Linked DNA regions of Homo sapiens: region 2 is linked to region 1. A link is an interaction called in ENCODE POLR2A ChIA-PET data of the cell type or tissue named here. Cell type or tissue: endothelial cell of umbilical vein. All regions are shown on one strand. Links, peaks and the distances in the headings refer to the core of each region. The heading gives the core; the rest is flanking DNA. Region 1 holds the start of LOC105375584 (a long non-coding RNA gene). Region 2 overlaps PAXIP1 (PAX interacting protein 1).

What was found. Peaks named below come from ENCODE experiments on the same cell type or tissue, not always from the same donor. Only the 100,000 strongest peaks of a DNase experiment are listed, where the experiment ranks them.
Region 2: POLR2A ChIA-PET joins it to region 1 with 10 read pairs; 4 of 35 experiments call an interaction of 5 or more read pairs at or near these places.

The regions. Positions count from the first base shown.
Region 1 is chr7:155,162,422-155,174,701 of GRCh38, reverse strand. LOC105375584 (a long non-coding RNA gene) reads right to left here and starts at 5,366. Exons shown (of 3, transcript XR_928222.1): 1 at 5,337-5,366; 2 at 4,311-4,412; 3 at 1,383-2,002. RefSeq lists enhancers at 6,024-6,523, 6,524-7,025. In endothelial cell of umbilical vein, for the core only: no CTCF peak of the experiment used is centred there; a DNase peak (open chromatin) is centred at 7,811.
Region 2 is chr7:154,976,851-154,988,960 of GRCh38, reverse strand. PAXIP1 (PAX interacting protein 1) reads left to right here. Exons shown (of 21, transcript NM_007349.4): 5 at 5,629-5,742. Among named protein-coding and RNA genes, the nearest start is that of PAXIP1, 20 kb to the left of the region's middle. In endothelial cell of umbilical vein, for the core only: no CTCF peak of the experiment used is centred there; no DNase peak of the experiment used is centred there.

The DNA of each region.
Region 1 (12,280 bases), core at 2,535-10,534:
CCTGAGGATTCAGGGGTCACTGATTGGAGTGGACAAATCAGCATGAGCTCAGGAAGGAGCTTGGGGGGCGATGCAGGGAGCATCTGCTCATGTGAGAAGGTGAAGCAGCTTTGAGAATGGCTGAATTTTCCATATATGCACTTCACACACAGCTTCTGGTAACTCAATTATTTTAACCAGAGGAGTCCACTTTGGTGGTGAGATCCACTGGGCATTGCACACCCACCACAATCACCATATATGCCAACCCCTTGTGGTAGACACGGCCACTGTGCCAACTGCTTCCTGTGTACTTTTTCCTCATTTTTTTCTCTTGAAGAACGAATTGTTATGATAATATTTTATAGGCAAAGAGCTGAGTCTTAGAGAGGTTAGGTAACTTGCTCAAGGTCACCCAGAGAGTAAGCGGTAGATCTAGGATGGGAACCAGGCTGTCTCCAACCTGCTGATTAACAATTTGAAGGCCCTGGGCCCCAGGAGGGTCAGCATCTCCCCCCCACTGCCTCCCTGGAGTTTGGTTCTATTTTTCATTTTTCCATCTGCTGGCTCCAGCAGCTTGGGCCAGATGGTGACGTCACCTCCTGCGCAGGTTCGTTTTCTTCTCGGGAAGGGGTGCTAAGAAGTCGGTTTTCACAAATCACAGAAGCAAAGCAGAGGGGACACCTGGCACTCTGGGGGATGGGGCATGGAGGTTCCCAGAAAGGTGTGGTGGAGAAAGCGCCATGGACTGGCAGTGTGCGGTTGGCAAAACACAACGTTCCAAAAAAGGAAAACAGAGACAATATCAGTTTAGAGGCCTCTAGAATCATGGGGCTAATTAGGATTGTGACAGAATTAGGATTAGGAACCCAGGCTCACAAACCTTTAGTCCAGCCCTCTCTTTACTCTATGTTGATGTGTCTGGGGTCGCCAAGACACAGAAAACCTTTGTTAAGTTCTCATCAGTCTAGGAGGAGATTGGCCCCACCTGCAAGGGCTGGCCTGCCTTCTTCCTGCTGTGCAGACCCGGCAGCTGCAGGTGCTAAGACGACAACTTCATCATGCCTGCACCTTTCATGCCTTCAAAGTGCACCTTCTGGGACTCTCGAGCTGGGAATCCAAGAGTCTGGGATGCACTTACTCGGAAAAATTGCTGTTTTTTTTTTTTTTTTTTTTTTTTTTTGAGATAGAGTCTCACTCTGTCACCCAGGCTGGAGTGCAATGGCGCGATCTTGGCTCACTGCAAGCTCTGCCTTCCACGTTCACGCCATTCTCCTGCCTCAGCCTCCCGAGTAGCTGGGACTACAGGTGCCCGCCACCATGCCCGGCTAATTTTTTGTATTTTTAGCGGAGACAGAGTTTCACCGTGTTAGCCAGGATGGTCTCGATCTCCTGACCTCATGATCCACCTGCTTCGGCCTCCCAAAGTGCTGGGATTCCAGGCGTGAGCCACTACGACAAATTGCTGTATTTTTATGATTGGTTTGAGCCTTATCAAATAGCCATTGTGTAGATCAAAATGGTTGAATACTGGAAATTTCATTCAAATTAATAAGAATCTTGAGACATGAGCTGGTTGATGGCGAGTGAGAAGGCAGTGTGGATCAATGGCTTGCTGGTCTCAGCAGGGTTGAGGAATCGCGGCTTGAGGCCCTAGGGCCAGCAGGCAGGCAGCAGAGAGAGGGGTCAGAGCCTCGGAAGCCGCTGCTCAGATTCAGAGGGGGAGCAGTTCCCGGGACAAGGAGATCCAGGGCTGGCTTGAGAGCTGGTGGCTGCAGCGGTGATGACAACGCGTTCACCAGAACACTCTTGGTGCTTGCTTCTCAGGGATGAGACCTTGCGGATCTCAAAACAGGCATGAAGCAAATACCATTGATACTCTCATTTCACTGAGCCAGGGGAAGCAGATGTGTGGAGGTTTAAGAAACTTGTCTAAAGGCTACACAGCAAGTTGGTGGCCAAATCTAGATTTTAAATCAGGTCTGTCTGCCTCAAAAATGCGTGCTCTTTCTTCTGTGCTGTCCTGGGTGGGAAAATAATTTGAAAAGTCAGTACAAAGATACACTGATTTTGTGTGAAACTATTGTCTAGAAGTTATTTTATCTTTCTACATTCTCTATTTCCTTCAACATCTGATTCTTTCAACAGGACTCGTCTCAGTAAGGGTACCCTGGACTGACCTATCCTTGACCGTAAGTGTAAATTTCTGTGCCCACCTCAACAGGAATTTCTGGTTGTCAGCCTTGATGTCTCTATAGGGCCCCGAATGCACTGGCTTCTTCTCCCCTCACATTTCCAGCCAGGCTCAGGGCAGGGCTGAGCTACTGCTGAGTGTTGTGTTTGGTTAAGAGGCCAGTGGAGGGGAGACCAGGAGCCAAGCTTAACAGAGAGGAAGGAGCTCTATTGGGAGAGCAGGGAGGGCAGCCAAGGTCTCTGGGACTCAAGTAGAGGAAGGCAGGAAGGAGGTAGCAACCGTCTCAGTGCAGTCTGGTGTCCTAGGAGGAGTGGAGTCAGTCTGTGTTGTGGCTGGGCCCACATGTCTGCACAGGAGGCAGAGGCACTGGCCGTGAGAGAGGTATCGAGATCTTCGCAGGACAAGTGTGGGCTCAGGGGTGGAACCTCTTGATCTAACTTCCAACCTCAGGCGGGGGAGTAGACAGAGTGAGTTTGGTTTATTCTCTGTGGCACATAAGGAAAACGGGGTGCAGAGAGTGGCAGTGTGAACTCACTTCCCCCTCTGTAAAGGTGAGTGTTGAATCGTCTTTTGGTTGTGGGCATCCTTGTGGGTTTCTGCGGTTTCTCTGGGACACTCCTGAAGGGCGCCGGTGCCCAGTAAAGAACATCTGCTCACCAGTGCTCTTGTGTGACAGTGCCCAGACTGCCAGAGAATCACAGAGACTGGATTTCCAGTTCCCAGGTACAATTTCCCAACATGTCAGTTGTCCCTCCCAGGACCCTCTGTGGTCCCTTACAAGCCTAAGGGCTGGACTTGGCCACACTACCCTCTCCCACCTGCAGCAGCCAACGTCACTCCTGTGACCACTGCTGTGAAGGTCCACCCAGGCTTGACCCGGCCTATCTGCAGACAGGCGGCCATGTCCCCTCCCTGGAGCCCTTCCCTTCTGTTTGGTGCCTTCCTCTGTTTGTTGTGAAGTCTTATTGGAACGGAATCACACCACTTGAGCATGTGCTATCGCACCACCACAGCACAACTGAATAGTGATGACCGCCGAGGAGTTGTGCAAAACCATAAACACTTTCTTTCTGACCCTTTATGGGAGGACAAGCTTGCTAAAGCTGCTCAGGGCTCCCCCAGGCTCCAAGTTTGTGTGGTGTCCGACAAAGCCCACATTACAGGAAAATGCTTGCGAAACACACTTGCATCCCACAGCAAAAGTGATGGCAAAAATGTAAGCATTTTGTTTCTTTGTCCTTATTCCTTCTTACCTTGACCTGGAGATCCAATTACTGAGGCCCTCCTGGGATTTTAGGAGTTCTATCAGGTTCTATTTTTACACATCCCATGATTTTATGACTCTTTCCAAATTCTACAGAACACGAACAGAATTTCAGGAAAGCTGCCTTTGTTAGCTGAGTTGTTGGTGTGTGAGTTCTAGGCTGGGGCCAGGTGGGACCTGGTTGCTCAGTCAGCTGGCTGACTTCTTGCCTATACTCAAATGTTGCTTGCTATGTCTTGAATCCTTTTTCTCTCTCTCCTTTTTTTCTTTTTCTTTTTTTCTTTTCTTTCTTTTTTTTTTTTTTTTGAGATGGAGTCCCGCTCTGTTGCCCAGGCTCTGGAGAGCAGTGGTGTGATCTCGGCTCACTGCAAGCTCCGCCTCCTGGGTTCACACCATTCTCCTGCCTCAGCCTCCCAAGTAGCTGGGACTACAGGTGCCCGCCACCATGCCCGGCTAATTTTTTGTATTTTTAGCGGAGACGGGGTTTCACCGTGTTAGCCAGGATGGTCTCGATCTCCTGACCTCATGATCCACCCGCCTTGGCCTCCAAAAGGGCTGGGATTACAGGTGTGAGCCACTGTGCCTAGCCTGTCTTGAATCTTTTAAAGTTTCACTTTATTTATGTATTAATTTTTGAGACTTGGTGTTTTTTTCAAGAACGCATTGCTCAATTTTTCTCTTTTTAAAAAAGTATCTGACGTGACTTGACCACTGCGCTGTTGTTTTGCTATCTCAGCATTTAGGGGAAATTTACATATTATGTAATGGCTACCAGGGATATCTAATGCTGTCACCTTGGAAGCGACGCTGGCTTTCCTCTTTGGGACACTTGGTGAAGTCACCACTTGGGGCACCTCAAGGATCTTCTCTTACCTGGTTATTTCATGTGACGGCCAGGGCTGATCCGTCTCCTCTCCTTGGCATTTATTTACCTTTTTCTGGGAGTGACTCGCCATTTCTTGTGTTTATTATTTCCTGCTTAAACAAACAGAAACACATAGATATCTATGTCTTATAAATTGGCATATATGCAATAAACACAATATGCACATAAATAGAAGTTCTTTGCCCCTAAAATCAATACAAAGTGAACGTCTCCTATCACGTACTCTACAGTAACATGCAATTCTCTCACTCCCCACCACTTTCACTTTACTTTTAAGTCACTCTAAGTAACTGACGTTTGCATTTTTTGTTGTCTTGTTTGTCTGACTCCCCAGGACCCGATGGAAGTCCCACCAGGGCAAGGAGCCTGTCCTCCTCACCACTGCGTCCCGAGGACCACGGATGGGGACTGGCAACACATTGGGTTCAGTATCTCGTAAATAAGTAAGTAAACAGGAAAGTCTGGGTAGGGACCCAGAGACGTCTAGGTGTGTCCTGGGGTTCTTATGGGTGGAGGGGCAACAGCCCCTGACTGACAGAGGTTGCTGGAGCCGGGCAAGGAGGAGAACATGGAGGATCTGTGGAGAGAGCCCCATGTGATTCCTCGTGTCCCCCATGTGATCTGGTGTCCTGGGTGCCTGGATGCCAGACCAGGCCCCACACACAGAGCACACAGAGTGCCCTGAGACAGCCTTGAGAGGGAAGGCAAACACTCGAGGCAAAGCGTCAGGTTGGCGGGGGCCTGCTTCACCTGCACACAAACCCTCCCTTCACCTGAGCAGCTCAGGGTGTCGGAGGAGCCCATCCACTGAACTCTGTGTCTGCTCCTGGACATCCGGGAGGTGTGCACTGGGTCCCTGCCCCTGCAGACATGTGGGCAAAGTCTGTAGTAACCCAGGGCACCACTTGCTCCTTTTTCCCGGCCCCTGCCTGGCTGCCTTTGAGCCGAAGCAGTCCCAGTCCCTGGCGGACCCCCAGAACCTCAGCCCTGGATGCTGCTGGTGTCTGTGTTACCTGGCACTACTGGCCTTGCCCAGGTCTCCGGAGCTGGCACCCAGCAACTCCACCTCTCCTGTCGCCTCACAGACTCAGCCTTCACCTCCTCTGTGACATGCCTCTGGGTGTTTAAAGGGCACCTCTGGCTGTGATCAGCTGCCTTCATTATTGAGGGCTTCTACCTGTGCTGGTGATGGTGGCCTCATGATGTGCAGTGCAGAAAGGACAGGGAAACAAGAGGCGTCTCGCTGGGGAGGGCAAGTCCAGACAAGGCTTGGGGCATCCATCACCTGCTCCACGCCACCCTGCAAGGCCCCTGGAAATGGATGCAGTCACTGTGCATTAGATTATAACCTGCAGGGATTTAGGGGCAGTTCAGAGAGATGCACCCCAAATGACACCTGGTCTAATCAATTCTTTTAGTTTATGTTATTTCAGATTGGACCTGGTTCCAAATCTTGATACGACCCAAGGGCAGGAATTACAGCTCTCCACCCCTTCACAGCAGCAGAGCCCGATGTCAACACGTAATTGCTTGTCTTTTCCCCATTATTTCCAATAATAAATTGAGGGCCTGTGGCTCTCCAGCCCAGACATTTTGATGATGTCAGGGGCGTCCAGGAGTTGATGACTTAATTTTCTCAGAAACTGCAACATCATCTGTCACTGCCCAAGAAAATGAAAATCACAGCTCCCTGCCCAGCAGGGCAGTCATTTCTGATTTGGGGCAGGCAAGTGAGGAGGTCAGTCCAGATCAGCGTGGGCGCAGGAAGAGAGAAAACCAGACAGTGGCTAAGACCACTGGGAGCCATCTGATGTCCTGGTTAAAATTCTCCTCATTGGGACGTGACGAAAACACCTGCAGTGGCCACCTCGGGGTTGGGGGCCGGGGGCGGGGAGTATTGCTGGGCCAGCTGGTGCTTTAGAAAGAGAATGTTGGCTATTTAATGTCCATTTTGCTCACTGGAATATGCCCTTCAAGGGGGCAGGGACCACGGAAGGCTTGGAAAGAGGAAAGCAGACACAGAACATGCAGCAGCAGGAGGGTGAGAGTCCTTTCCAGGGTCCTCCTAGCCTCGGAAGCAGGAAGGGGAAATCCCAGCTGAGATGTGGGCTGGGGGCTGGGGCTGAGTCCAGGTGAGCCGCTGGGTGGGCTTCCAGTGGCTGCAAGGAGCTGACTCCCTCCTAGGGGGCAGGGGACCGCCGTCCTTCGTGAGCCTGGATGCTGGGGGACGACGGGCCAGCCTTGGACAGGGTGAAGTAGGAAGTGCAGCTCAGGACATCCCGGGAGCCTACAGGGGGATGTGAGGCCACTCTCAATGGCAGGGCCGTGTCCTTTCATCTATACCAATGACAATGACATCCAGATGCAAGTCTCCTACAAGTTTGGGTTGTGTGGTCTATCGGAGCATTTTCCTTCTGAGTCATGGGTTGAAACTCTTTAGGTTGCAGCTGATACAAAACGAACTCACGCTAATGTGTGGCTCGCACCCCTGGGGAGGCCACCTGGGGCTGCATCAGCAGGTGAGGACACGCGGGCTGAGCCATGAGCCTCGTGTGTCAGCTTCATCCCGGGCAGACTTGCTCTACAGGGCGATCGACCCTGGAGCTCAGGCAAGGAGTGGGTCTGGGGCTGGGAGGAGATGGGGTGAAGAAAGGCCTGGAGTGGAGGTGGAAACAATTTGGGAGAGAAGCGGCATTTGTCTACGACAACATCAAAACCTCTAAATGCCATACACATTTAACCACACTGAGCCACACAGTTTATTATTTATCTTTATTTGAATTAATTAATAAGAAAGGGATGTTATGGGGATATCTGTAGACCACTGTAAAAGAAAAAATAAAGAGTCCAGAAGCTTAGCACTGAGTAACAAAATCTATCCCTGGGAATCTGGCACCGCCGAGTCTGGGGAGCTCTTCAGGGCAAGGTTCGGGGGAGTGAACCTGGGGTGGGCTTTTTGAAACCCTGAGCCCACGCAGCGCTTCATCCTCTCCTGGGAGAGCACTCTCTCTGCCAATGCGCCGGCTGGAGTGTGGCTCCCTTGCAGCGCGGGCCTGGGCTGCTTCACCTGCGCCAGGGCGCTGCCTGGAGAGCTTGGTGCTGCAGCTGCTGCGAGGTCACTGGCAGGGTTATGCTGTAGGTGCCCGTGACAGTCAGGCCTGCACTGGAGCCAGCAGCCTCCGGGGCAGGGCAGGGTTCGGAAGGAGGTGCTGGGCGAGACCTTGGCTGAGGGGCTGGTGTCTGGTGTTTCACTAGTCGCTCCAGTCCTGCCAGGTGCTGACAGTCTTCATGCCACGGAAGGCACATGTGCAAGGGATCCATGTCCACATCCAAAAGACAGGGCTTGTAAGCCTAGCCTTCACCCCATAGGAAAGATGTCCATGCGTGTGGAGAAAGCAGCCTACCTCAAACATGCAGAGCACAGGGCCGCGTGCAGGATGCAGGCAGCGTGACTCAACTCAGCTGTAAACAGCCCAGGACGCGGGCAGCGTGATTCAACTCAGCTGCGCACAGCCCAGGACGCAGGCAGCGTGACTCAACTCAGCTGCGCACAGCCCTGCTCGGCAGAACAGTGCAGGCCGTGAAGGCCCTCGGCCCTCAGTGCCTGGCGTTCCTCCCTTATTTGCTCCTTCTTCCTCATTTTCTGGTGGTGAAGGCACCAAAAATCTTCTCAAGTCCCAAACAAGACAGTTTTCTGTTTGAGTGACACCCCAGACCACTTTTGCTGTAATGACAGCAGAAGACATCAAGGCAGAGCTATTCAGAATTTTCCATCCTCACCAAAGCACCCCCTCTTGTTTTTAGAGAGACAGGATCCTGCCACGTTGTGCAGGCTATAAGCACACCACACTGTGCCCAGCCTCCAAGGCCTTTATAGCAACAAAAGTAATCAGATGCCCCAGCGTCCCTTTCACAGGAAAATTGGCTTTGGTTGTTTGGTAGCTAGTCATTCCCTCCTCCTGAAACTGGATAAGTTCCCATATTCCCCTCGCAGGGCGTGTGACAGGTGTATGGCTCCCGTCTTCGGTGCCCGCAGCTCAAACCCCTAGGGGAAGCATGCAGACGGGCAGGTCGTGGGGAGCCTGGGCTCCGACCTCAGGGCAGCATCTAGGGTTGAGTGTTTACAGCTCCCTAAGCCCCAGTGGGCGTGTCACAGTCTGACTTTCAGCTTAGCCATCTGCAAGTGTCTTGTGTTAATCAGCTCAGTTAGACCCTCTGGCTTATCGCAAGGACAGAGGCTTTCTGTATCCCTGGTTCTTTCCTTAGTGTACTGGAAAAATTGGATCACACGTGGGCTTGGAGAATGAGTGTAAGGTTTTACCGAATGGTGGAGATAGCTCTCAGCAGATGCCTGGGGAGCCAGAAGGGGGATGGAGTGGGAAGGTGGTCTTTCCCTGGAATCAGGCCACTCAGAGGCCAGGCTCTCCTCCGACTGCCCCCAGCCAAAGTTCCCTCAGTGTCCGTGTTGTTCCACCATCGATGGCCCGTCGGCGTGTGTGTGTGTGTGTGTGTGTTCTTCTGCCGGTGATTCCCCCTCGACTCCAGCCACTGTGTGTGTGCCCGCGAGGGTCTCAGGGTTTTTATAGGCACAGGATGGGGGGGGGTGGTGTGGCAGGCCAGGGTAGTCTTGGGAAATGCAACATTTGGGTGTGAAAACAGGAGTGCCTGTCTTCACCTAGGTCCGTGGGCATAGGCCTGAAGGTGGAGCCCTCACCAGGACCCCTGCCTTTCACAACCCAGCACTTCCCTGCCCCCCTCCTGTATCACCCCCACCAAAAAATGAGTATTTTGAGACAAGTATAAAGAATTGTTAGATAACGTAGTCAAAATAAAAAGAATGAAACAGGACCCCTATTATAGCAACTTTGGAAGACGATGGCGACTACATACACAATGATGAAAGTGGGTGAGAGATTAGAAGAGGACAGGTGTGAACCCTTAGCCAAACCTTTGCCTCGCTTATTTCCTCTGCGCTCAGAAAACACTCCAGAAAGCTCATGAGGAGGCCTTCCGTGCTGCCAGCCCCTACTTTTAGGCAAAGGGAAACACAGGCCCCAGAGCTCCTGACACAAGGACTCACTGGCCAGGGCGGATTTTCCTTTGGTGGACACCAGCGGGAAGGCTGAGCCTGAAGAAAATGCGCATTTGCTCAGATGATGGTTTGGTCAGAACTGATGCTGCCGCAAAGCGTCTACATTGGCCACTTTTTTCAAATGGAAGGGTGCAAACCATTGACTGTCTAGCAATTCCGACATGACAGAACCAGTTTGCAGTTTTTCTAGGGCTATGTTAGAGTGAGACCAAAGGTGTTCCACATTCCTGGGGCTCATCTATTTTTCAAAACTTTTCAGGCAACGTTTAGCCCCAGAGGGCTCTGCACTTATATCCTCACTTATCTAAAATTCAGTTTCTTGATGAAAAAGTCAGTATCTTTAAAGAAAAAAAGTAAGTCAATAACTTTGCAAGAGATTTGACACATGAAACTTTCCGTCTCATCTGCGGGGAGGGTGCTTTTTGGGAATGACTGGAACCTTTTATCACAGAATTACAGTTGCCGGGTATGACGGGAGCCTTGGGAGCTCCAATCACCCCTGTACCCTGGAACGCACACCTGGTGTAACACCACCTCCCTGGAGTGTGACTCAGACTTGCTTACTAGCTTCTAATGAAGAAAATAAGGCATAGATGGTGGATGCCAGATCCAGTATTGGGCAGGGCTGGCCTCTAGGCCACTCTCCTGTGCCCATCCTTCCTTGCCAGGTATGGTAGGGAAGACAGCGGCCAGGCAGTGAGGCATCCCCTTGGAGAGGGAAGTTAGAAGCCGATTATTTGAGACTTGCCCTCAGCCTCAGCCAGTTGAATGAGCTGACCCTGAACCAGGAGTCAGGAGCCTCATGAGAGACCCTGAGCCAGGACCACCCGCCAAGCTACTCCAGATTCTTGGGTGGCGAATGCTGAGAGCTAACACGTCCGCTGTTCTCTCCCTCACAGGTTGGGGTGGCTTGCACAGCAGTAGGTAACTCATACACCCGGCTTTGTCATTTACTCGCCATGGGGTCTTGTACACCTCTGAGTCTTTGTTTCCTTGTCTTTATTGTTATAAGGCTTGGAGGTAACCTGGCCAGGACAATGCCCGGCACCCCCAAGAGCTTCAGAGAGACACCAGCCAGGTTATCATGATTTGCATCATCATATTGCTGTATGATTATCACTTTACAGATGAGGAAGTCATTCTAAAGATGAACTGGAACTTCCTTCTTGGAATTGTCACATTTTTGGAATTGTGTTAACATAGAGGTAACTGGGGATTGGAGACCCATCATTGAAGGAGGCGCTAGGGAGGGATATGATCTGTCAACTTCTCCTTCGTATCAGACGCTGAGAGCAGGTGCCAATCTCTGCACCTGGCCTCACTCACGGCTCCTGGCTCTGGTGGAGGTGGAAGGCGTGCGCCAGGGATGTGGGCCTATGTTTGCATTCTGGCTGTGCTACTTACTAGCTGGGTGACCTTGGGCCCATTATTTGACTTCTGTGAACCTCAGCTTCCTCCTACACAAACAAGGAGAAGCTGGCTCACAGCACTGTGATGAGGATGAAATTAGTGGAAACAACAGACGTGCAATGCTGCCTTCACAGCAGCTCCACAGTAAACATTCCTGCCCTCCTTCCCTCCTCCAGAGTCTGCCGGATTAGAATTTCTCTATGCTCAGGATCACACAAGTGGAAATAGGAACATGTAAATAAAAACATGGTACATCCTACACATCCCATGACTTGACTGACAATCCTTGTGCAGGTGTTCAATTATGCCAAAAGCCCCGAGGAAGGAAGATTTACACGGATTAAAACAGTGCTCAATACTGCACAGTTCTTCAGTGAGAAAGAGTTTGCCAGGTTCTCGAATTCACTAACAGGAGCTGAGTCCCATGTTTAACTTGGGCACAATCTTTTACAGAACCAGTCACAGGGCTGAGCTGATACACCTGTTGACAACTGTTAAATTAAACAGTTTGTAACTTGAGATTGAGTAAGTCAGTATGTGGACAGAAAAATACATTTTAGTGACAGAATCATAGTTTTAGAGCTGAAGAAACTTTCAGTTGATACAATAGAGAGCTGTATTATTTTAAAGAGGGGAAAAAACCCACTGACTAGAGGTTCTGTAAAGCAAAGAACTCAAAGATGGACCTTTATAAAAGTGCAAAATAAAACCACAGTGATAATGGCTGGGGAAGTGCCTCCCGCCTGTAATCTCAGTGCTTTGGAAGACCAAGGCGGGAAGATTGCTTCAGCCAGGAGTTCTAGACTAGCTTCGGCAACATAGCAAGACCTCATCTCTAGTTAATTTTTTAAAAACCCACAATGACAGCTAATGGTAGACCAGTCCATGGGTCATATCTTCCTCCCCAGCATTGGTAAGAATTTGGCCATTATCTGTCATCTTCTGCAGAAATCATCACAGAAGGGAAGCGAATATGGAATACCAGGTCATTATTTTGGAAAAGAGAAAACACTTTATATAGTTAATTCACAGAAGAAAATTATATTTGAATATTCAAAACTATTAAAAACTATTTGATAGTTTTGAATATTCAAATATAATTTTTGAATATTGAATTTTTAATTTTTACTATTGAATCTACTATTCAATACCAAAAACTTTGCAATCCATATAAAACAGAAGGGAATATTCTATTCAATCATTCAATTATTGCTCCTTTTAAAATTGTATTTGCAAGCTCAGCATGTTAGCCTCAGGAAAATAAGCTAATAAGTTGTTAAGTCACTTAAAAAAAGTCTTAAAGCCAAAGTTATTTGAATAACCAAGAAGAACAGGAATGGATAGGAACAGTTTTAACATGTGGTCAGTGTTCTTCATACAGAGAATGACTAGATAGTTAGACTGTGTTGTTTCATGTATGTCTTAGAATGCTGCCCTTTCATTACAAGAGGGCTT
Region 2 (12,110 bases), core at 4,005-12,004, 190 kb after region 1:
TTACATGTAATTTTTATTGTTTTCCTCTACTTCTCTGTATGTTCCAAATTTACAATCAACTTATCAGAAAAGTTTTAAAAATGAAAGCATTACTACTTATGTATAAACACAATGTACTTTGGCTAAAATGTGAATTTTTCATTTAATTTTATTTGCACTGGTTGGATTTCTGGGTTTCAGAGACTCAGAGCCGACTATCCAGAAATGATTCCAATTGAATGAGAAAGGGAGAGAGGACGAAGGGCCACGCTGAGTTTGGGACAGGGACAGGGAGTCCTATGGGCATTTTTCAGAGATGAAGGTCACAGTGACATGGGATTTTGAAGACTTGATTTGGTGAAATAAATAAGAAAATCAAAAGTATGTGAGTATAAGATGATTATAGGGTTTCAAATGAGGTAATTAGATATTGTTAAATATTAACTATGAGTTTAGCACAAAAGAATATTATTAGTCTTCCAAAGAACTAATAGTTATGTTTAACAGAGTTTATATTTGTAACAAATTGTTATATTATACATGTAATAAATTAGGTTATAGTGTAGACATACATACATGATACATATATGACCACTCAGGGGCCACAGGTATGATTCTATGAGCTTAGGAAGGATGGCATTGGTCTGGATTGCGAGGCGAGGGAAGCCTTGACAGAGTGGATGTAAGGTGTGAGTGGCCCTGAAAGAATGGACAGAATTGGAGGAAATGGGAAGGGAGGAGGGCATTCTGCATAGAGCAAGGTGGAAGGAGAAGTCAGGAGTACACAGAGGCTAGATAAGAGGAGACTGGTGTCAACCAAGGGTGTGCATTTGCACGTAGAAGAAAAAATGGTCAGGCAGGTAGATGGATAGAGACGATGGGAAACCAAGGTATATGAGTTTGAACTGGGTAAAGTAGGTAGCAGGATGCTTCATCACCCTTTTTTTCTCATTGATTTTGGATTACAAATACTTACCTCAGAAAATTTGGGAAACCAAAAGTCAAACAAAATTAGAATCACTTGTGATCATTGCAGGTAAAACTGGTCCAGGAGCTCTGAGGATGACTTGCAGGGCAGGACAGAGGCTGGAGTTTTGACAAATGGAGATGGGATTCAGGGTAGCAGATACAACATGGGACTTAGCAACAGATGGGACTCAGCAGGTATTGGGGACATGGGATGCTGTGGTGCAAAGAGTGAGAAGCCAGCACTCACTGTATACCTCCCTGTGCCAGATCCCATGGTGGATGCCAAAGATTATGTCATTGTTTCAGTCGAGGAGCACAGGAAAGTGGCAGCACCGCTGAAGGAGCTGGGAAATAGGGAGGAGCCTGATTGGCGAGGGGAGATGGTGACACTGGTTTGAAACACACTCTGGGCTGTTGATAAGGTATGGAAGTGTAGGAACTTGGAGCTGCTGTGGCATGAAGGAGATTCCTGCAGAGCATGATAGAGAGAGGAGCAGATAACTGGGAGTAGAGCCTTGGATAGCACGCATTGGTAGAGAGATTTGGGGAGGAAAAAAAGAAGGAGCTTGAAAACAGAGATGATACTGGAGGAGGAGGACGTTATTTTTAGAAACCAAGGTAAAGTCACACTTAATCATTTTTATTTTCATTGCTGGGAAATAACAACAACCCAGGTAAAGATTTAGAGCATAAATTGGTAGAAGATAGTTGTACATAGGTTTGTGTGTATCCTGAGTCCTATTCTGTGACCCAGGAAGAGGAGGAAAAGGATGATAGAAAGTGATACAGGAGTATCAGCTGGCTCAGTGAGCATCACACAGGCTAAGGGGTCTAAGTAGATCTTGGATTCTCAGCTGAGAAGTCACCAGTGTAGTCCCTGTGGGGATAGGAGGATGGATATCCATAAAGAAACAACTAGGTGAGCAGACTGCTCAGAGAAGGTGAATATCTTGATTCTTTGCAGTGGAATAGTGTCATTTGATTGTGTGTTCTGGGAAGGGGCTCTGCTCACCCACTGTCAGGTGAAAGGTCCAATTTTACCTTGGTGCTAAACTTACCAAGGGGAGTGGCTGGGTCAATGATGGCCAAAAGGTTAATTTCTTAGCAAGCTCTTTGATAGTATTTTATATCCTTTTAGCAAATTCAGTGGATAAGAAAAATCAGAATCCAGAAATAGCATGATCTTTGTGGGTCACTTACTGTACTTCCCGCAGTTCATCACTTAGCGTGATGAATTGGAATCCCCAGTGTGTCATGGGGTAAAATAAAAGCATTTCTTTTAAGTTGAGAAAGATTGTTCAAATAGGGATGGGGAAGACTTTAATAGTCACTTCTATGAAGAAACCCTGGAAATTGTAGTTTAAGAAAAGTGCATTGGGAGCACTAATATTTTGTGGTTGCTAAAAAATGTTATTTTGGTTGTAAGATACATTAACAACATATGTACAGTGTGCAGCTAAGGGACTTTGGTCCAACAAATCCTTGATGGGTACTTCCTTTGTGACAGGAGCAATGCAGAGGGGTACAAATTAATTAAGATGCGATTTCTCTCTCAGTAAACATACAGTCTAGGAGGGGTCAGGCCTTGGGCAAATACGGTATGTTGCAACATATGCAAAAATGAAAGTGGGCACCAGGTACAGAAGCAGGAGGGAGTGCTCACAGTGGTTAGTCCTAACTGATTGGAGACTGTCAGAGGGATCTGCACCTTTTCTGCACACTGGAGCACCCATGCGCACACACACTCACATGCACACGCCAGGCAGGACCCCAGCTTTACAAAAGGACTGTTTCTTGGTGGTTCTCAGTGACCTTCTGTCTTTTCCCCGTCAGGGTGTTGATACAAGCTGGAGCTCTTTGTTGGAGTCTTCCAGAGCTCTCCCAGGGAGAGGTAGGGAAGGGAGCTTGTCCAGCAGAAGTTGGGAAGCACAGAGATCATCTGCCTTCTTCTGACCCGGTATTGATGCAGGCTGAGGCCTCTGTTGTAATGTGCTGGGTAGGTTTTGGGGAATAGGTCAAGAGTGTAATGGAGAGCCTGGCTAGGTCATGATTTGAATCTAGAAGACTAAAAAGTCCTTTCCATTCTGTATCTCAATCAACAGTATTTCTTGACTGCCTACCCATGTGCCTTGCACTGTACTAGGTGCTGTGAAAGATCTCAGAGAAGTTTAGGACATCATGTAAGACTCTTTAAGAAGGAGTGTTAGAGTTCATAGTCAAGACTGGACAAGGAGAAAATCCTGTAAGCTAGAATCAAGGAGTGTCTTATTGGGGGTGGTGAGGCCTGAAGAAGGAAAAGGGAGAGTGTTCCTGATTGGTTTAAAGGAAAGCTTTTATTCCTGGGGGCACAGACTTGAAATTCTAGTCCTCTGCTCCTGGTTGCTTTGGAGTATAGCTGGGAGGACAGATAAGCAAGCAGATAGTTGTAGAGTGTGAGAAGTATTTAGATTTCTGTCCAGCTTGCTGTGGGAGTACAGTGGTAATGCCACCTGAGCTGAGTCTTAGAGGAGGAGGTCGGAGGGTGGGCGCAGCGGGGCACAGGAAAGCAGAACGTGGTGAGGACGGCAGGTGCACGTGGGGGCAGTGCTCATGGGCAGGAGGAGGTGGTTAGGAGCAGCCAGACAGGAAGGGCCTGGACACTATGGGGGAGCCTTTGGATTTTAGCCTTGCAGCACTGAGGAGACATTATTAGCCAACATGATAACATTGGTATTTTGGAAAGATGGTTTTTAAAAAAGAAAAGCACTTTTCCCCAATTATAAAATTAATGCTTTTGAAAATTTGGAAAATACAGAAAAGTATAAAAATGAAAATAAAAATGTCCCCATAATCCTATCACCACTAAGTAACTATTGTTAACATTTTGGTGTGGAAAGAGCATTCTTAATTACGCTGGTGGAGATTCATTAAATGAGCTGGTATGGATGTTCAAAGTCATTTAATCCAAACGTACATCAGTGAAGAATCTGGGTCATGGAAGTTTTCCAAGTTGACATAAGCGAGTTATTGGAGGCGTCGTATTAATGCCAGGTCTCCTCCATTCCTCCCTAGCTGATGTTCTTTCCACAGCAATCTCCTGCACCCTGTTGAGGTCTACGCCTGTGACACAGGCCAAATAGGGTATAGGACTAGATTTACTGCAGTCAGTAAAATAAAATAATACTTAACTGAACAGATAGGCAAATCTTGGTAATAAAGGCATATCTAGATTGTTTTTTAATTTCATTTTTAATAAAGATTAGATAATGACTCATTGGATTAATCTGTATTATCATATAATTAAATCTCAACTCTCCAATGCTGCAGGATATAAATGTTTTTGTGAAAGCCTCTAATAAAAATAACCTGGTCCAGTCTTCTGAAATGTGACATTGACTTACTAAATTAACAAGTTATAAAATAATGATTTGAAAAGTGTTTTTTAGAAAGCTAACATGTTCTTGTTAATATTCATAGAATAGTGTGTAATACAGAATAATTTCTAGAAATGTTTGTAAAATGGATGAGAGTAGATGAACAATGCTAGATTATTGGCAAGCTGCATACTGGCAGTTAAAAAGAGATTAACATGCTATTATCAATACTTTTAAAAAATTAACGAGACAAAGTTCAGGATTCTTCAACAACTATAATCCTCAACTTACAATAAATTTATCCAGAAAAAATTTACTCGGTTAAATGATTATCTTAGAATTAATGCTTATATTTTTATTTTTCTTAAATGTTCTTTTGCTTTTCAGACTCTAAAATTTCATTTTTTTTAGAAATTATTTTTGACTTTCCCAGCAGTAACTGCCCTTAGAGAAGCACTGTAGAACAGTGGAAAGTCCAGTTTGGAGTTAGACCTGGGTGTAGACAGACCTGGGTTTTAAAAGTCAGCTTTTCCAATTATTAGGTGTAATTTAGTGTGTTTCCTTATGTTTAAAATGGGGTGGATGATTCCTGTTTCACATGGCGGTTGGAAGGGTTAGCTGTATAGATAAAGCACTTGGCACAGTTCCTGGCACATAGTAGGCAGGCAATAAATGGTAGCTGTTTCTATTGTTACAGTGAAAGCCTGTTTGACTGCATAAGCCATTGTATCTGGAGTCGTTACTTCATCACTGAGCAAGCATAAGAATTATTCCTTTTATGCTTGCCTTCTTTCTTTCCTGTGTTAAGTAATATTTACATTTTCCCCTGAACTTACAAGCCACCATATTTTTATCTTTATTTTTATTTTATTCATTTCATAATTAGTATTTGTTATCCATTAGCATAAAGGCATTCCTAAAATACGATTTTGATATTGCTGTTGTATTTAAACATTTTCAAAAGTGACACAAATGGAAACTGGAATGGCATACTAGTTCTTCCTGCTTTTTTTCCCCTGACTATTTTTGTTATAGACTGAAATAATCCTCCATTTCACTTTTTGGAATGTGGATATAAATATTTTTAAATTCATTTGGTGACAAGGCAAAAATAAGTAATTCATATATGTAAAACTATTATGATAGGAGTGAAGTTTTTGTTATAATAAGCAGATAGCTAAAAGCTTCTCTATTTTTTCTACAAATATTCTTAGGTTAATTTTATTAAGGGAGAAACAGAATTGTTGCAGTATATTACTAAAGTGAAAATATAGCCATGCACAGATTGAAATGTATGGTAAAAGCCTTCTTTCTAACTTTCTGTCAGGTGTCATCTGAAGACAGAAGTGCCCTGTGGGCTTTGGTTACGTTCTATGGGGGAGATTGCCAGCTAACCCTCAATAAGAAATGCACGCATTTGATTGTTCCAGAGCCAAAGGGGGTAAGCGTTTCTTGTGCCACCTTCTTTTTGTATGTCATTTAAGAATTTCTAGTAATCACATGTCTTTTTTGAGCTTCTTTTAAATTAGTTATTATATTTCATTTACAAAAGCTGATTATATTGGTTTATATTATTTATATCCAGCTTCATTCCACAAACGATGTGAGATGATTGTAAATTGTAAGCCAAATATAACTTCTAAATACTATGAAATTTTGCTTCATTTTATGCGGAAAACAGGAAAATTTTATTAATCTGTAGAATTTCCTTTCAAATCCAGTAAAACTTTGGTTCATTTTTATTTGTTAAAAAAATGTATTTTTAGTTCCCGTCACCATTTTTTTTTAAGAACCTTGTATCAGGTATAATTATAAACGTGTGTGGTGAAATTTTCTATATATTTTCTTCTTCATAATCTGGAATATATGAAAATGACTTTTGTCTTGATAAGCATAGGGCTCTCATCCTTGAGCAGTGGTGTGGCTGTATGGATTTTGTTTCCACAAGTAAGACCCCTGGATCAGCAGCATCTGCCCCCCTTGGGGACTTGTTAGAAATGCAGCCTGTTGGCCAGGCGCAGTGGCTCATGCCTGTAATCCCAGCACTTTGGGAGGCCGATGTGGGTGGATCAGTTGAGGTCAGGAGTTCGAGACCAGCCTGACCAACATGGAGAAACCCTGTCTCTACTAAAAATACAAAAATTAGCCAGGCATGGTGGCATGTGCTTGTAATCCCAGCTACTCAGGAGGCTGAGGCAGGAGAATCGCTTGAACACAGGAGGTGGAGTTGCAGTGAGCTGAGATCACACCACTGCACTCCAGTCTGGATGACCGAGTGAGACTCTGTCTCAAAAAAACAAAAAGAAATGCAGTCTGTCCAGCCTCTTCCCAGACCTAATCAGATGAGCCCAACAGTCAGTGTGTGATCAAGTCCTCTGGTGGGTGATTCTGATGCATACTAAAGTTTCAGAACCACTGTTCTATAGAAAGCATTATATAAAATTTATCATGTGACTTCTAAAATTTAAGTAAAAAACATATTTTCCATGACAGTTTAAGTAATAAACAGTATGCTTTGGTTAAAATAGTGGGTTCTTTTTACATTAATGTTGATTTATAGCAAAAATGTATTTGATTTTTACATAGTTAATTTGAAGGGGAAATGAAACCTTTAGCTTTTTTCACTGATTTAGAATGACAATTTAAGAGGCACTGTGTGAACAGAGTGGGTTTGTCAAAGCGGTTTTGAATTGTGATTTGACGTTTTAATTCTAGTGCCTTAATTTAGCGTTTTTTCCCCTTCCAAAATATTTTGATGAGAAATCCTTAGTAATTCTTTGGGCTTTAGGATAGAGTATATATTTTAAAGTATTTATTGACTTTAGACTAATTTTTTAAGTGTATAGCTAAAAATGGAATCTTTTAAAATTTTTATTTGGAAGGAAAAACAAATCTAAGTCATAAGGTCTATATATAAATACTTTAATTGAGCTTTATTTATCCCAACAAAGAGGCACTTAAATCATTTTTCTTTGGCTAAAACATGCTTGTGAATAAGACAACAAATATGCTACTATAATTACATTTAGATAAAGCAAATACTCCATATATTTTAAAAGTTGATACTAAACGTGATATATATAATGTATTATGCATGTATATAGAGATTATCTTATCTAAGTCAATGGTGGAATTATAATATTGTCTTATGTAATGTATTTGTTCTTCATTCTTGATTTCATTTATGGACTGGAAAAGAAAGATAACTCTTTTTTTGCTTTTCCAATTTTAATTTCCCAGTTTTACATGAACTAATTCAACATAGGGAAAAATGAACTACTATTTTAATGCTTACTGTGTTTCTTCTGCAATGGTAAATATTTGTTAAAAGCAGATTTTGTATCTGCCAGTAATAAAAATAACACTAATACGCAGCCATTAGTGAGCACTTACTAAGTGCCAGTACAGTGCTGCTTGCGGCGTACAGTGAAGGAAGTCCTGCTGTCCCCTTGAAGAAACTGAAACACAGACACCCACCACTCCTTTCTCTAACCCCGTTCTGTACACATTACCATTCCTAAGTAATTTTTTTTTTTCTTGAGACAGAGTCTCACTCTGTCGCCCAGGCTGGGGTGCACTGGTGCGATCTCAGCTCACTGCATCCTCCATCTCCCGGGTTCACACAATTCTCCTGCCTCAGCCTCCCAAGTAGCTGGGATTACAGGCTCGTGCCACCACACCTGACTAATTTTTGTATTTTTAGTAGAAACCAAATGTTGGCCAGGCTGGTCTCGAACTCCTGACCTCCAGTGATCTGCCCACCTCAACCTCTAAGTGCTGGGATAACAGACGTGAGAACCACTCCCAGCCCTTAATTTTTAAGAAGGCATAATGCCCACATGTAAAGAAAGAGAAAGAGAGCAATTAATAATGAAAAACATCCAGGATTTTTTAATGCTCAAGCATAACTACCCTAGAAGACAATGAAGTAGTAAGATATTACATGGGCCAGAAGTGGTGGCTCACGCCTGTAAATCCCAGCACTTTGGGAGGCCAAGGTGGGAGGTCTCTTGAGCCCAGAAGTTTGAGACCAGCCTGGGCAACAAAGTGAGACCCCATCTTTACAAAAAATAAAAAATTAGCTGGATGTGGTGACTCACGCCTGTGGTCCTAGCTACTTGGGAAGCTGAGACGGAAGGATTGCTTGAGCCTGGGAGGTTGAGGCTGCACTGAGCCATGATTGTGCCACTGCACTCCAGCCTGGGCAACAAAGTGAGACCCTGCTTCAAAAAATAAAAGATATTTGTATATGTATAACATATATAAGCATATATTTTTATATATTACAGTCATCAATATAGCGGCTGCGAAAAAAAGATTAATGTTGTATATCTGTTGTAATGATGACATAAAGGGTAAGTGATCATTGCCATTAGTGACAGTTTCCAATAAAATTCAATTAAAAAAAAAACTGACTAACTTGTAAATTTTTGAATAAGCTAGAAATAATTCCTTTTATTTTTATTTTTATTTTTCTGGAAAATTAAGTACATACCTCCAGATATTTTTTAATATGACTGATGGTACGTTACCAGAATGTTTGTAGGGTAATTCCTCGACTATGCAGCATTGTCTTGATCATTCTAGGACTTAGCATTCCCTCAACCATTTCCTTCCAGCCAGCTTTTGTGACAAATACAATAGGCTCTCACAAATTTCCAAAATTTCGGGGAGTGGTAACAGCTCTTCTTTAGTGTCACTGCGTTAGTTTCAGCCAAGATCACAGGATCAGAAATTGACAGTTGGACTTCATGCTCATGTCTGTCTGTTGTCTTTAAGGCAATAGTGTTTCATTCCTGTTGGATCCTGGTAGGCCATGCACCCTTCTATGGCGTGGTGTTCCCTGCCTCACCTCGCCTCTTCCCTGGTTCTTTCTAACTCACCCCTTGAAGGCTGAGAAGCACCAGTCTATAAAATGAACTGAAGGAACCATATATTCTGGCATAGTCTATTTATAAAACCAAAATGGTTATATTAATTATATTAATTATTATTTACATTATAATTAACATAATATAATTATGTTCTTGATTCACGATTATGTTATGTTTGTGGCTTATGTAACTCAATAACCACAAATATTTGAAAAATTAAATCCCTTTAAAAAGACTTAATTTTTATCATTCCTTTAAATTATTGTATTTTATAATCTATTCAGACATAAATTTGTAAACCTAATAGTGGTGAATTTAAATAGTTTCTTCTAATTTGTAAGTTTTATGAGTGCTAGAGACCAGCTGACTGTACACAAAAATAACATTTCTTTTTAAAGTAAATGTTTTTGTTTTCTTTAATGAGCACATAGCAAAAGCTTGTGCAAATGGCCTAATAAAACTACCTTTTATACTCTTGAAGTTTAAAAGTTTCAAATTAAGAAGAATGAAAGAATTTATAACTTAAAACCAACAGAAACGGGGTATGGTTATTAGTTGTTGGGGAGAGGGGACATGGTTGACCCTTGAGGTCCTTAGCCCTTAGTGAGTTAGAAGTTTTGAGGATACAAAATTTAGAATAATTTAGCTGATAAATTGGGTCAGGCAAAGGCATCTAAACATTGCTTTCCTCTTAAATCATCTTTGTTTAAACAGTTACTGTCTTTCAGTGATTAAAAACTACCTATCTTGTGAAAAGCGAGAGAAAACTTGAGTGAAATATAGTAAGGCTGTTTACCTAAGTGTTTTACTTAGATTTCCACAGGAAATAGTCAAGTTATTTCTGAAATGTGAAATGCCAGCATTCTATACAAACTAGGAACTCAAGAGCCTACTGGATCCCAGCCTTTTAAGTGTGAAATTATCTTTTTCATATCCAAAATTTTCAGTGACTCCTCTTCATGGCAGTAGTTTTGTTTTGTTTTTTGGTATTTGTTAAAACAATTAAAAATAACTTTTTTTCATATTTTACTATTTCAACAGATATCTTTTTAACTTGGAAAAATCATATGTAAACCATATTACATATAGTCATATGTTATTCAAGCAGATGATATTTTTGTATTAATTGGTTCATAAATATTCTGCTGTGTACCTGGACTTCATATTTTCCTAAAATAACTTGGGTTTTTCTGGAATGGGTAGTCCAGAAATTGAAAATCTCTAGTAGAAATTTATCATCTGGGGAGAGCTATATAACATTTTATGCTTTTAAATATTTAAGAACAGCATGATTTTTTAGGGTAAAGAATAAGACATTTTATTGTCGAGGGTATAGGTAAATTGATGTACTCTTACATAGCTGTTGGAAGTGTAATTGGAATAGCCTTTTTGGGAAGGGAAGTGTAGTTAGAGATATGAAGCCTTAAATCTATTCCTTTTCAAACCTCAACACCAAAACCTAGGAATTTGTCATAAAATATAACTGCAGTTTTTCATAGTAGTGAAACACTGGAAACAACCACGTGGCTAACACTGGGGGATGAACTAAGGTACACAGCTGTGCAACCGAAGAGGAAACTGTAAAAGCCTTTGAGACTACTGGGGAGATCTGAATAGGGCCTGAGGATGAGGTGAATCATAGTTCATTGTGCTGCTATGATAATTATGGTGGTTTAGAAAGTCTTTATCAATTTGAGATCCGTAAACAAAGTTCAGGAGAAGCAAGATTTGTAAAAGATTGCCAGTTATTAAAGCTGGGTGACAGATACAAGGGATTTATTCCACTAGTCTCTAATTTGGTCTGCGTTCGAAAATGTACATTAAAAAGTTTGGTCTGCGTTCGAAAATGTACATTAAAAAGTTTGGTCTGTGTTCGAAAATGTACATTAAAAAGTTAAAAACAAAAGCATAAAAGTATACATGTTTTCATAGGAAGAGGTTGTTCACAATATATTAAGTGAAAAAGGAACATTATAAAGTATTTGTTCACTATGACTATATGTTTTTTCCCTTTGCCCTTTTAATATATGTACATATATATTTATAACAAAAATAAATTTAAACTATACCCTAAAAATGTTAATCGTGGTCCTTTCTAGTCAGTGTGATTATGATTACATTCATTTTCCTTTGCTTAGCTTCTTATTCATGGGTGTCTCCCATGACTAGGTTTTTCTTATATTTTAAAAAGGTTTGAGAAAGAACAAACTCACAAACACAAGTTAAGTCACTGAGCTGTGTGCAGAGCTCACTATTTGCAAGGATCTCCCAGATGGGCAATGCCTGGCGTTCGCTGCCAGGACCGAATGACCAACAGCTGTCCTCTCTGTGCTGCTGCCCCGCATCCCTATTGCGTGTGACTCTTATTCCACCCAGAAATTGCAAATGCCACCTTGGGGCTCTGCAACAGGACACGGAGTTTAGTTTAGGGCCCTGATTATGTGTTTGCTAGAGAATTGCTGTTATGTGTTAAGCTTTTAGGAGCACAGCCAAATTTACAACTCATTTATTTTAAGGTTACTTTATTGTCATATTACTCTTATTTAACATTTTTTATTTATTTCCTCTTTCTTTGTTATTCCCTCCCCTGTGCCTTCCACATTCTACACCCTTTACCACAGGAGAGGTCTCTGTTAGCTTGCCGAACATACTACTCCGGACACATCTTTTCCAGTGGGCTGTATTTTCTGCTTTCATTCTAACTGTGCAAATTGTCATCATTTGTGCCCCAGCCAAAGCTCACCTTTCAACGGGGCTTTCCTCCTGCCCTCCAGCTTATGTTGATGAGATTCCCTTCCAGTCTGTTACTGCATCATTCAGCAGTGGTTTTATATTGTATTTGCATTCCGTATTTAATATCTCTTTAGAACCAAATTGTGAGCCTTGTTAGGTCAGAGACTTGTTGCATCCTTTGTGTCTCCATCCCTTAGTGCTG